2 separate regions of the Homo sapiens genome follow, and region 1 is linked to region 2. Evidence: chromatin contacts called from ENCODE Hi-C data. All regions are on one chromosome and are shown on one strand. The core of a region is the stretch at or near the end of the contact, and the rest is flanking DNA. Distances in the headings are between cores, read along the strand shown.

Region 1 (6,842 bases), core at 3,670-6,169, 2.0 Mb before region 2:
CAAGACTTGGCAGCTTACACGTGGTATTGGGCCTGAAGTTGCACAGAAATCAAGAATTGAGGTTTGGGAACCTCCACCTAGATTTCAGAGGATGTATGGAAATGCCTGGATGTCCAGGCAGAAGTTTGCTGCAGGGGTAGAGCCTTCATGGAGAACCTCTGCTAGGTTAGTGCAGAAGTGAAATGTGGGGTCAGAGCCCCCACACAGAGTCCCCACTGGGCATTGCCTAGAGGAGCTGTGAGTAGAGGGCTGCCATCCTCCAGACCCCAGAATGGTAGATCTACCGACAGCTTGCACCATGCACCTGGAAAAGCTGCAGACACTCAATACCAGCCCATGAAAGCAGCCAGAGGGGCATGTACCCTGCAGAACCACAGGGGTGGAGCTGCCCAAAGCTGTGGAAGCCCACCCATTGCATCAGAGTGACCTGGATGTGAGACATGGAGTCAAAGGAGATCATTTCAGAGCTTTAAGATTTACTGCCCTGCTGGATTTCAGACTCATATGGGGCCTGTAGCCCCTTCATTCTGGGCAATTTCTCCAATTTGGAATGGATGTATTTATCCCATGTCTGTACCCCCATTGTATCTAGGAAGTAACTAACTTGTTTTTGATTTTATAGGCTCACAGGCAGAAGGGACTTGCCTTGTCTCAGATGAGACTTTGGAGTTGGACTTTTGAGTTAATGCTGGAATGAGTTAAGACTTTAAGGGACTGTTGGGAAGGCCTGTTTGTTTTGAAATGTGAGAACATGAGATTTGGGAGAGGCCAGGGGTGGAATGATATGGTTTGGCTCTGTGTCCCCACCCAAATCTCATCTTGAATTGTAATCCCCATAATCCCCAGGTTTTGAGGGAGGGACCTGGTGGGAAGTGACTGGATCATGGGGGTGGTTTCCCCCATGCTGCTCTCATGAAAGTGAGTGAGTTCTCACAAGATCTGATGGTTTTATAAGTGTTTGACAGTTCCTTCTATGTATGCATTCTCTCTCTCTCCTGTCGCCATGTCAAACATGCCTCTTCCCTTTCCACCATGATTTTAAGTTTTCTGAGGCCTCTGAAGCCATGTGGAACTGTGAGTCAATTAAGCCTCTTTCCTTTATAAATTATCCAGTCTTGGGTATTTCCTTACAGCAATATGAGAACGAACTAATACAGTGTGTGTGTGGTGAGTGTGTATGTGTTGTGTGTGTATGTGGTGAGGGTGTGTGGTGGGTGTGGTGATAGGGAGTGTGCATGGTGAGTGTATTTGTGTGTGGTGATGGTGTGTGCGTGTGTCGTATGTATGTGGTGAGGGTGTGTGTGTGTGGTATGTATGTGGTGAGGGTGTGTCTGTGTAGTGATGGTATGTGTGTGTGCTGTGTGTTGGTGTGTGTGGTGAGGGTGTGTATGTGTGTTGTGATAGCATATGTGTGTGGTGTATGTGTGTTTGTATGGTGTGTGTGTGTGTTTGTATGGTGTGTGTGTGGTGATGGTATGTGTTGGTAAGTGTGTGGTGAGATGGTGTGTGATTGTGTGGTGTGCATGTGTGTTGTGCATATTTGTGTGGGGTCTGTGTGTGTGTGGTGTATGTGTGTGGTGAGGAGGTGTGTGTAGTGATGTGTGTGTGTGTTGTGAGGGCGTGTGTGTTGTGTGGTGAGAGTGTGTGTGTGTATGTGATGGTGTGTGTGGTGTGTATCTGATATGTGTGTATGTGGTGTGTGTGTATGTGGTGTGTGTGGTGGTGTGTGTGTGTGTGGTGTGAGTGTGTATGGTGAGGGTGTAAAGTAAGCAGTGCTCCCCCTGGAGGGCCCTCTCGGGGATGCTCCTGCCCTGCCTGCATTCCACCTGTCCCTGCCCAGGATCCCTGGGAAGGTGTGGGGGTGGTGACAGACTCAGGGTTGGGTCATGGCCCTGGCTCTCACAAGTGACTGTGGGCAGAAGTAGAAAGGATCCTTGTCTTTTTGTGGGGCTGGGGGACTATGAAATGGCAGGGCAAAACCACCAATATGGGGTGGTTTTTACTGTGAGGCAGAACCCTTTCACTTGCCTTGGCACTGGACTTGGCCTGTTTTCAGGGGGCCACCATTTTGGGCACCCTCACTGCCAGGGTCTTGAACTTGATGACCAGCGAGGCCTGATGCCGCCAGGGACCAGGCAGGGCCCAGGAGGGAGAACTGGTGAGGCGTGCCCTTGGGGTTCAGTCCAGTTCTAGCCTTTAAGGCTGCCAGAAAAAGGGGGACAACATTGGGCACCATCAGGCATGGACCCAGGGACCCTGTGCTGTCTCCTCTGCCCACTTCCTTCCTCCTCGAGTTTCCTTTTCTGGAGCAGGGCAAAGCATGGGATGCTGGCAGGGCTGTGTTTGCAGGTTGCCATGCTCCGTGTCATTTCCTGTGCGGTTACAAATACTCACGCCCGAGAGTCAGGCTGCATCATCTTCAAACGGCGAGCAGTGAGCTCTGGGGTGGGGACAGGGCAGCTACTAGGCTCTGTCCTGCAGGAAGTGTGAGGAGGTGCCAGGGAGCCCTGCTCGCCACTTCCCTCCCTGGTGGGTGGGGGCTGCAGGGAGAGCAACCCCCTTCCCGTCCTGGGGCCTCTTCATGTGGCTGAGCTTTGTGGCTGGGGTTCCCGCAGCTCGGGGACTTTCCCAGGAGATGGTGAAAGACGTCTGGGTGGTAGCCTTGATATCACCATGGGCTCTTTCTTCTAGCTTTTTCTGTCCACACACATACACATGCACACACACATGCACAAACACACATGCACACACACGCACATGCACACATGCACACATGCCTGCACACACGCACATGCACACACATGCGTGCACATGCACACACCCACAGCACGTGCACACATATGCAAACACACACATACACATACGTGCACACTCACATGCATACACTCACACATGCACACACACGTTATGTACACACATCCACACACGCACACCCCCACATGCACACGTGCACACATACGCAAACACACATACACATACGTGCACACTCACATGCATACACTCACACATGTGCGCGCACATTACGTACTCACATCCACACGCACACACCCACCCACATGTGCGTGCACACACACATACACAAAGGCACACATACACGTGTGCACACTCACATGCATATACTCACACACGTGCACACACCCCACACATATGCACACGCACACACACACAGAAATGCACACATACACGCACTTGCAGGCACACACGCACATGCACACACACATGCACACATGCGTACACAGATGCGTGTGTGTGTGCACACACATGCAGCGTCTTGGCACGGGAAGTGGGGAGGGGCGGCTGGGGACCAAGGTCTGGGTTCACTGTAAAGATGGGGAAACCAAGGCGCAGAGGCCAGTGGTCATCTCCGTCTCGGCAGAGCCAGCCTGAGGGGGTCTCCCACGCTGGGCTCCTCCCGGCTTCGCTGCTTCTCCAGGGAGTTGCTAAGTGTGATTAACTGGAGCACTAATTGGCAGAGGCCGCAGAAAGAGCCTGAGTGGTGGCGAGGCGAGTCCTGTTGCCCTTTGATTTACAAGAGCCCGGGAGCCTGCCGTCCGCCGTGTAACAGGCGCGAGAGGAACCGGCAGGCAGCCGCCTCGGAAAAGGCCAGAGCCTGGCTCCGGCGCCTCTCGCAGGCAGCGCCATGGGGTGGCGGAGTGGGAGCCAGGGCGAGGGACTCAGGTCGGGAGCAGATGCATGGGGCCTCCCGATCTGGGACTGCCAGCCTGTGCTTACGACCCAAGAACTTGTGTTTAGGACCGGGTTCCCGAGCAGCCCCAGAGCCAGACAGAGTTGTCACAGCAGGCGAGGCGCTCGCTGCTGCCGGTGGAGAGCCCCTGCCTCTGGCTTCGGCAGAGGCCCAGGGCGGGAAGCAACCTGGCTGAAGGCCACAGGCGGTGGGGGCAGCATCCGCAAACCCGGGGCTCCAGACCTGGTGCAATATTTCTCCTAGTGCCACAGCCCACAGCCTCCTTGGTGATATATGTGTGTGTGTGTGTGTGTGTGTGTGTGTGTCTGTGTGTGTGTGTGTGTGTGACAGAGAGAGAGAGAGAGACAGATATCTCACTCCGGGCCTCCTGGTCATCCCGGCTCCCAGTGGGCAGGGGAGCGCTTTGCCCTCCTGGTGAGTGGGGAGGAACGAACTGGGCATGGGCACGCTGGGCTCCAGCTCAGGGAGCAGGGCCTCTCCCGTCATCCTGCCACTGCTGCCAGCGCCTGGCTGATCTATCTTGGTGTCCCGTTAGTGGCCCTTTGGGATTTCCCATGCAGCTGTGCCTGCTGCTTCCCAACCCGGCCTTTATCTAGGTGATATTTTGGCTTTCCTGAGCCATCTCCGGCCTTACTCATTTCAGCGAGAACCCGGGTAGGAAAAAGGGCCTATATATTGGCCTCCCAAAATGCCAGCGGGCTCACTCACGGCCGGTTTCTGAAGGCAGGACACCAGCAAACAGGCTGCTATATGAGATTAGCATCCATTGGCTTCTCTGGGCGACAACCCAGGGGCAAAAGGTTGAATCCCTCCCCACTTCTGCGCCGCGGTGGCTTTCGTGGCTGCCGCAGGCTTGGGTAGAGGAGGGAGACTGGATGTCACCGCTGCAGGGAGGCCAGGCCGAGGCGGCTGGGGAGCTGCGGGGAAGCGGGAGGGGGGGCGGCTTTCGCTCTTCCAGGCTGTCACTCCAGCACGTTCCGTGAGAGCCCAGCTCCCTCAGAAATAAAAATGCCACTCTGAATTTAAGTGATCCGTTCTTCCGGGACATTCTTTCCAGCGACAGGACTGTTAACATGAAAAGTAAAAGGGAAACAATATGATAGTTCAGAAATCACTGTTTTCAGGCGCTGCGGAACTCAGCCCGCGGACGATTCCCGGGAGGAAGGGCCTTATTTCGATCTGTGAGTGAGAGCAACGCGGCATGACAGTGTCTGCTCGACGTGCAGGGAAATCTTACCCGAGCCACTTTGGCAGGGCCCAGGCCTCGGTGCGGCGGTGCTGAAGCAGAAGTCTCCGCTTTAAGTGTGAAACTCGGAGGGCAGAGCAGAGGTGGGGAAGAGAGGGTCAGAGAGCCGGCCCCGCCGCGGTTGGGGTGGAGAGTGGCGAGCGGCGAGCGGCGGCGCCTTCTCTTCGGTTTCACCTCGGTTTCTGGCCCGGGAACTGCCCTTTTGGCGTGCAGGACTTTCCCTACCACAGCCGCGCGTCACTAGGGGGCGCCGGAGCCCTTCCTGAAATCGCCGCCATCCCCTGCAGGGCCCGCCCGGGGATGCAGGAGGGGGCGTCCCAGGACCCCTGCCCACGGGGCCGCCGGATGTTGGGACGGCTTTTCCATGTCCGCAGAAGCCGAGTCCCAGGAACCCCAGGGGAAGGCCAGAGGGAAGCCCCAGATGAGGGAGGACTCAGGGAAGGGTGTCGTCTTCCTCTCGCTACCTCCCGTTCTCTGCCTTGGGTCACCTCTGTGTTCTGCAGTGACCTGTCACCTGTCAATGCTCCAGACTGAAGTTAAACGCCAGGCTTGATTTTTTTTTTTTTTTTTTTTTTTTGAGCTTGGAAATCATGTCATAGCTGAATAAAGATATTTTACAATCTGCTTGTTCGTTACCTTTTGTCAATAAATTAAGAAACTGGGGATGACAGACTGGCTCTAGGTCCTTTTGAGATCCTGAGTCATCAACGTCGCCCTGGCCCACCGAGGGAGCCCTATGGCATTCCTTCCAAGCCTTAAAGGACAGAGAGGGTTAGATTCAACCTGACCCATTGCAACGAGAGAGAGCGAGAGAGAGAGAGAGAGAGAGCGAGCATCGTGGATGCAAAGATAGTTCTGGGGACGATTTTTGCAGAATTTTCTCTGGAACAGGCAGACTAGACTTTCCCTAGTGTTCGTGTGGGAGGAAGGTGTGGGATGGGGCAGTCTCCAGCCTACGGTCATTAACCACGGTGCAGAAGAACTCCAGGTTGAAGAGAGCCTGGTGAGCCTCCTCACCGACCTCCACTGAGCGCCCCATTTTCAGCCTTTCAGTCACGCCCGAGAATTTGTCATTTTAAGTCCTTGGGCATTTATGCTCCCCGCACTCTCCCCTGATAGAGTTCACTTGTGAACATTTTTAAAAATTCATTTTGACCCAGCGGACCGCTTGTAAATCCTGACAGTTGTGTGCAGCGAGCTATGCCATAGAGAAATGGCCGCTGTGGCTGGAATTCAGGAAATCTCTGCACACAGGTGGAAGAACGAGATTTCCCTGCATAATACAGGATGAATGCCTGTGGCCAGGGCTAAGCGTAGCTCACAATTCACCCTGTAAGCAGGGGGACTGTTACCAAGCCAGTCTCTTGCCCTAAAAGTGACAATTTATGCTTCTAATTTTAATTTTCCTGAGCTTAGATCCCAGAAGGATTTATTAAATTTGCTTTGAGGAACCCATTAACTCTAAACTGAATAATGATGTTACTCTAGGCTTAGAATCGGTTGATAGTAAATTCTCTATCCACGGGACTCTAGGAATCCCGTATTCCTCCACGACAGGATTCTAAGTCGGTTCATAAATGAAAAGGTTTACTCAATTTACCTAAAAGTTATTAGTAATTAACTAACATCAAGAGACCATTGCTTGCAGGGGTGGTGAACAGCAAATGAGAAGTCTGGCAAACAGAGGACATTCATTATGTGGCTTAAATGAGAAGGTAGAAAATTCAAATGGCTTATCAGTACCTGTTTGGTACTCTGGCTTAACTCTGTGGTTAAAATGGGTGATAATGAGTTATAACTCATTTTTATTTTATTTTTTCATGGGTCTAGTAGGATGTTCAAAGCCAGATGAATAACTTATGGAAAATCTAGGTAAACAGCCCAATGGTC
Region 2 (7,135 bases), core at 1,100-3,599:
GCCTCCAGAAGCTGACAACAGCTCCTGGTCAATAGCCAGCAAAGAAACAGGGACCTCAATCCTACAGCTGCACATGACTGAATTCTGCCGGCAACTGAATTGACTGACTCTTCTCCAGATTCCCAGGTAAGAACTCAGGCTAGCCCAACCCCTGAGTGTGGCTATGTGAGACCCTAAAGCAGAGGGTCCAGGACTTCTGGACTTCTCATCTGTAGAATTGTGAGCTAATAAATGGGTGCAGTTCTAAGCTGCTAAATATGGTAATATGTTACGCAGCAGTAGAAAACTAAGACAGCCATATTCTTTTCAGTTCTCATGCTTTCCATGGCATAATCTCTGCTTTATTTAAGTACTCAGTAAAGGTTTGCCCATGGCATGTTGAACTACTTCGAAGACACCTGTACTTATCTTTTAACAAAAGATTCCTTTTCATTATTTCTCATGGATCCTACTGATGAAAATAAAGATAAGCATATATTCAAGGAAATGCATTTCTACATCATTATCTGAGGACAATATTGGTGATGTCCCCTGGGTATTCAGGTTTTAAATGAGCCAGTTCAACAGTATCTTGATACATTTCCTGATGTGTCTCACACTCTTTTTCTTATATGCAAATTTTTCTATCTAGATTATATGCAAGTAAAGTTTAAATTCTATATTATTTCTGTGACGGAAAGTTATTGATCTTATAGCTATCATGTTGCTATCAGACAAATGTCCAATTCTAATTTATCTGTTAAGTTTATTTTAATTTTGCACTGTAAGCATCTGTGTCACACTAAAATTGTTTAAAGAAGTGTTTATGCAGGCTGTTTAAGAGGCAATGTGGAAAGAATAGTGACCAAGACAGAAAATTCTCTTGTATTTGAAGCTCTGTCCCAGAACTTGTAGCTGCTTGGCACTGGGCAAGTTACCGCTTCTCTCCGTTTCCCAGTAACTTCATCCAATACTTCAAAGGCTGTTGTGGGAATAATTGAGTTAATATATGCAAAGTACTTAAACAGCGCCTAAAACCATTAGAATGACACAAGTACCTGATGTTATTATGTAATTTCGCAAGTCTACATTTGAAATTTAAATACTGTCTTTATGTAGGATCTAATTACTTACAAGCGTCCCTTTGGCTGTGTCCTGTGAAATTTCATTTTTAAAACCTCTGATGGTAACAAAATTGCTTTGAATAATCTCTCTTAAATATTCTGGTATCTGTAAGGATCCACATTTCCAAAGACATTTTTAATTCAAAATGCTTCCTACCTTCAGAAGAATACCAGATTTTCTAGAAATTTTAAAAGTAAGATTCTGAATTCAAGGTCTGTATCTGCAACATGCCAATGGGAAGCTAGAGAGTAGTTAGTGTTCCCTGCAGAGTGACAGCACTTCCAATATTCACTCATGAGTCTCTTCTAAATTACCACTGAAACGTGCAGCTGAGGATCACATGCATGTCTGACCACTGAGCTGGAATATATAAGATGATATTTGAATTTGCTTTTCTGGGATTGAAAGGATAATACACCAGCGCCACCTAGTTGTCCAGATACAATGTGCTACTTATTTATTCTTGAAAGGAATTATGCTCTTACAAGTAGAAATGTAAAATTTTAATTTTTTTTACCATTGACATAGGCCCTGTATTTATTTTAACAAATTCTCATTTCTGCAAGTGATACAAGTGATAAATTCAAGGTTCCATTTAAGGTAAATATTCCTCATGTTTATTTTATTTATACAAGAGGATTGGCAAACCTCAGATACTAATCTTCATTAATTTGCTTTAATTTTGCTGTAAAAATATCTGAATTACTTAACACACCTGCCACATCAGCATATATCAGTTGTATATTACTGTGTGTCCCAGTATCTTAAGCGTCACATAGCAGAGCATATTCTTTCTATTAAAATTAAGATTGTATATGGGATATTCTGGAGGTGAAATACATTTTTTCACACACTGCATAAGAATTAAATGTTAATTCTGTAATAAGGTACACACGCAGTTAATGGTCTCTATTTTTTACTCAGCCTGAGCAATGTGCGGAGGTGGCTGAAGCCCCTTCAGTAAAATAATCGCGATGTGTATTTGACATAGCTGGTTCTGGAAGGCAGGAAGTTCTGCCAGGTCTCGGCTGGAATCAAACACCTAAGGACACAGACCTGAGATTGCTCTGCAGCCAGACGGAGCTGGAGTCAGGAACTCAGAGGGAAGAGAGATGCTTCAGGCAGTGAGGCCCAAGGCAACAAATGACTCCAATGTTTAGACAAGTTCTGGGAAGAAAAGAAACTGTACGTGCAAGCTACGCATCTGTCAGTAAGCCCTCATCTATGTGTTACTGCATGTTCAGACAATTTCAGGATACAGAACCTGAAAATCATATAACTGCTGAGTCATCGTCCTGTCTACTCACCATGACAGAGTCCTCCCAAATGGAAACTGGTTGCCAGCCCCCCACTCTTCCTTTTTCTAATAAAGCAGCTGATACATTATTGTCCCCACTGGGCTCAGTCACTAGCTAAACATGCTGCTGTGGGAATAGTTTTGGGGATAAGATACACAAAACATACAACAGGATGGGGCAAAGAATTAGAGAAACATCAACTTGGAAAGAAGGATGTGACAATTCCCTCTTCTCTTGGGAAAGTGAAAGTGAAAGCTTTTCCACATAGCAGAGAGAGAGAGTGGTTCACACTGTGTCCTGCATCCCTGTGACCTTTTATCTCACCATTGCTTGTTATATCACCCAGATTGTCACCTCACGGGGAGATCCTTGGGACCTGCAGCCTCATCCCTTCTGCTTCCTTCTGACCTAGGAGTCACCTCACGTGTTGGACTGTGGCTGAACTTCAGTGCCCAGTCCTCAGCAGCGGCAGATCTCAGCTCCTGCAACATTTGTTCCAAGATACAAGACACTGTGTGCAGATAATTACGTAGCTTTTGAAATTCTAGCAAAAGCTAAATTCTTCAGTAAGGGAAAAATAGTTACAGAGTGCTTATAGGCAGGTGTAGGAATTTTATGTACAAATACAAAATATACTTTTTCTAAATATTTCCAAGTCCTTTTGGCCCTGGCTTAAAAAAAATGATTTAACATTTCTTATTAAATATGCAATTTGGTTCAAACTAAGAATATGTGTAGCCTTGAACAAGACATGCAGCATCTTTAGGCCTCTGTGAAAATGGCGAAGTTGGGTGACAAGACCACTCAGCATCCCACATGTCTATTGCATGTCAGTTTTCTACTAACTATGGACTATGCTCACAAGAAAAGTGGTGGAGAAAGAGAAAGTACACCCAAGATGCTTCTTTTCAGCTCTTCTTTCCTTCCTTTTTATAAAGCATATTATTATTATTATTGTTATTTAGAGACAGGGTCTCACTCTTTCACCCAGGCTGGAGTGTAGTGGCATAATCATGGTTCACTGCATCCTCCAACTCCTGAGCTCAAGCAATTCTCAGGTCTCAGCCCCTCAAGTAGCTGGGACTACAGGTGCACACCACCATGCCTTGCTTCTTCTTCTTCTTCTTATTTTTTTTTATAGAGAGGGATTTTCACTTTGTTGCCCAGGCTGGTATTGAACTCCTTGCTTCAAGTTATACTTCCGCCTTGATTCCCAAAGTGCTGGGATTATAGGCATGGGCCAACTGCACCCACCAAATGTTATTTTTAGTCCAAGGTAGTACGATTTCTCTCCTTCCTTCCATCTTTTCCTCCTTATTTTGTCTTGAACCCATCTACTTAATAAAAATAAAGACACGTTTCTAGGCCTTACAAAGCCTCCCTTCTTTACCAGAAAATTTAAATACTTAGAAAAAGTAAAAACCACAAAGACCACTTTAAATCAAAGATAACATTTGCAAATCACTGTCCTAATGAAATAGTGCATTAAAGTTATGAAAGTCATTTAAAAATAGAAGACATTTTAAACTTTTAAGATTTAAGATTACGCCTGTAACCCCAGCACTTTGGGAGGCCGAGGCGGGCAGATCATGAGGTCAAGTGATCCAGACCACTCTGGCCAACATGGTGAAACCCCGTCTCTACTAAAAATACAAAAATTAGCCAGGCGTGGTGGCAGGCGCCTGTACTCCCAGCTACTTGGGAGGCTGAGGCAGGAGAATTGCTTGAACCCCAAAGGCGGAGTTTGCAGTGAGCCAAGATCATGCCATTGCACTCCAGCCTGGTGACAGAGTGAGACTCCATCTCAAAACAAAAAAAAAAAAAAAAAAAAAAGAAAAAGAAATCTGAGCCTTTGTTCTAAAACAAAAACTACAAAAGCCTAAAAAGATAGATAGCAACCTTATGTCTTCAAGGTACTAAAATGTCTCTACTTTTTAAAACATTATATTTACAAATTTTATATAAATTCATAGTACATTTTGAATCCAACTTGTCAATTCACTCAGATGTTTCCACAGCTATAGGCCTTGGAGCCTATCCCACTGATTAAAGATAGGGACTAGCACATGATTAAACCAAAATAACTTCATTTACTTTTACTGTTTCCCTTGAAAGGATGCCTTCATACTCCTTATAATCAGAGGTTAAAAATAGAGAACATATTGAAACATAGAGACCTTGCTATCACAACTACAATCAAAGCCAGCAAGTTAATATAAACTAGCCACTTGAGTATATAACTGCAACATATACAGAGTTAAATACTCATTGGGATCAATATAAATGTGAGGAAATTCAGTCAATAATATTGAAATCATACGGTCACTATTTTCCCCTAGTGTAGTGATTTCAGTACTTGGGAATACACCATGCTATGGTCTGAATGCATACGGCCGTCCAAAATTCTTACGTTGGAACCTAATACTCAAGATGATAGTATTAAAATGTGAGGCCTTTTGAGAACTCATTAGGTCCTAAGCGCTCCATCCTCATGAATGGATTAGTGCTCTTATAAAAGAGGTGACTAGAGCATCCTAGTGCCTTTTGCTCTTTCTGCCTTTCTCCCTTATGAGAATAAAACAAGATGTCATCCTGGAAGCAGATAGCAAGCTCACCAGACACTGTGTCTGCTAGTATCTCGATCTTGGACTTCCCAGCCTCCAGAACCATGAGAAATAAATTGTTATTATTTATAAATTATGCAGGTATATAGCAGCACAAATGAACTGAGACACAGGGTCTGTGGCAGAGATTGCTAACGAATCACCAAAGCTGTTATATCTCCTTCCTGGAAATGAAGCCTAAATCATATTTTCTTTTCTTCTTTGCAGTAAGGTGCAGTAATAGGTTGTAAGTAGAAGTAATGTACACCTTGTACATACCTGACCCATTAAAAAAAAAAACATCTTCCAGCCAGGCATAGTGGCCCATGGGAGGATTGCTTGAGGTCAGGAGTTCAACACCAGGATGGGCAACATAGTGAGATTCCATCGATACTAAATTTTTTTAAAAAAGTAGTCAGGTTTGGTGGCACATGCCTGTGGTTTGGGAGGATGAGGCAGGAGGATTTTAAGCCCAGGAGAGACTACAGTGAGCTGTGATCAGGCCACTGCACTCCAGCCTGGGTGACAGAGTGAGACCCTGTCTCTTTAAAAAAAAAAGAAAGAAAGAAAGAAAAGAAAAACAAAACAACAACAATAAAACCTTCTGTGTTATTCCTCACTGCCTGCTTGACACAAGCATGGAGACCCTTCAAAGTCAAATGCTGAATATGACTGGGACACAGGATGGAAAGAGCCTGGATTCCTGAATCACCATGTGAGGAGAGTCCTCCTATGACCAGCAGCAGCTATTTTGGATTCAACGTGAAGGGAAAATATAGTTTTGTTAAGCCACTGAGATTTTGGAAATTATCTTTTCCAGAAGCTAGTAATACCTTAAGCAATATAGAAATTGATACCTTCAAAGTACTATGGTAAAGTAAAAGTACCTGGTATTGTCCTGGCAAGAAATAAAAACAGGAGGTTGGAAAGATGTAGAACCATGTTACAGAGTGGTCTATGGTAACCTGGAAGGCAGAATAACCGTACCTCTGGATGGAACTAATGGAAGAAGGAAGAGTCACGGTATGTGTTGGCATTACTTTCAGTTTTTAGCAAAGTATTATAAGAAAAGGATGAGTTAAGGCAGATTCTAAGCAGGAAGGTAAAGAACTTCAGAGAGTCTAGAAATATGGGAGCTATAAGATTTTGAAAAGCCAATTGTTCTAGACTTCAAACAGTAAAAGGTAAGGATTAAAGAGGCTTTGAAAAACAAAGCCCATTAAGAACCCGACAGGGTCACAAATAGGATTAAATGTACGGACTCCTACCAAGTCCATTATGTCCAATGGCCTCAGGTTGGCTGCTAAATGAGGTAGTGGGGGTGCGGGGTGGAAAGAGAGGGAAAGAGAGGGAAAGAGAGGGAGAGAGAGGGAGAGAGAAGGAGAGAGAGGGAGGGAGGGAGAGGGAGGGAGAGGGAGGGAGGGAGAGGGAGGGAGAGGGAGGGAGGGAGAGGGAGGGAGGGAGAGGGAGGGAGAGGGAGGGAAAGGGAGGGAGAGGGAGGGAGAGGGAGGGAGAGGGAGGGAGAGGGAGGGAGAGGGAGGGAGAGGGAGGGAGGGAGAGGGAGGGAGAGGGAGGGAGAGGGAGGGAGGGAGAGAGAGGGAGAGAGAGGGAGAGAGAGGGAGAGAGAGGGAGAGAGAGGGAGAGAGAGGGAGAGAGAGGGAGAGAGAGGGAGAGAGAGGGAGAGAGAGGCCAAAAGAGAAATCAGTCATGAGAATTATGCCTGAGAAAGAACTTTGGGTTTGGTTGCTGGTACATAAAAATTAACTGGAAGCAAATAGAGAAGTCTATTAGGTTACTAAGGTAATTGCATGACCAAAGAAACCACAAATCCAGGCTCAAACAGCCTTTGACTCTTTGAATTTTAATCACATCCTCAGGCTTTCTTGCACGAAGAAGAAAGATTGTGAAAACCTGGGAAGAGAACATGTGCTAAACAGATTCCTGCCTTTGGAGAATACAATAAAAAACAACGAGGAAAGTCTCAGTGGCAAAACAGAACAATACACAAGCAAATTGCCCCAGAATTCTGAATCAGGAACCAATCAAGGGACTTTTCCCACCACCAGGTCGAGAGAACCTCTCTGCGACCACCCAGAAAAATTTCGTCATTGCCTTGCCCGGCTACTGCTG

The links. Hi-C counts contacts between places; a loop is a spot of excess contacts on that map. Pooled maps may share reads with other maps.
Region 1: a map of HCT116 shows a loop between it and region 2 (23-fold over the local background). The contact joins two enhancer-like sites. A Hi-C loop is called at or near these places in 1 of 168 maps with a recorded cell type or tissue (HCT116), 2 of 37 single-sample maps with no recorded cell type and 9 of 50 pooled maps.

The regions. Positions count from the first base shown.
Region 1 is chr4:182,804,887-182,811,728 of GRCh38, reverse strand. No RefSeq gene overlaps it. Among named protein-coding and RNA genes, the nearest start is that of DCTD, 110 kb to the left of the region's middle. RefSeq lists silencers at 1,764-1,883, 5,176-5,225, 5,246-5,335 and enhancers at 2,528-3,029, 3,158-4,096. Within about 2 kb of position 4,919, at least 5 of the 41 ENCODE cell types and tissues checked have a DNase peak (open chromatin) inside an H3K27ac peak, as active enhancers do.
Region 2 is chr4:180,823,010-180,830,144 of GRCh38, reverse strand. No RefSeq gene overlaps it. Among named protein-coding and RNA genes, the nearest start is that of LINC00290, 330 kb to the left of the region's middle. RefSeq lists an enhancer at 1,797-2,996. Within about 2 kb of position 2,349, at least 3 of the 41 ENCODE cell types and tissues checked have a DNase peak (open chromatin) inside an H3K27ac peak, as active enhancers do.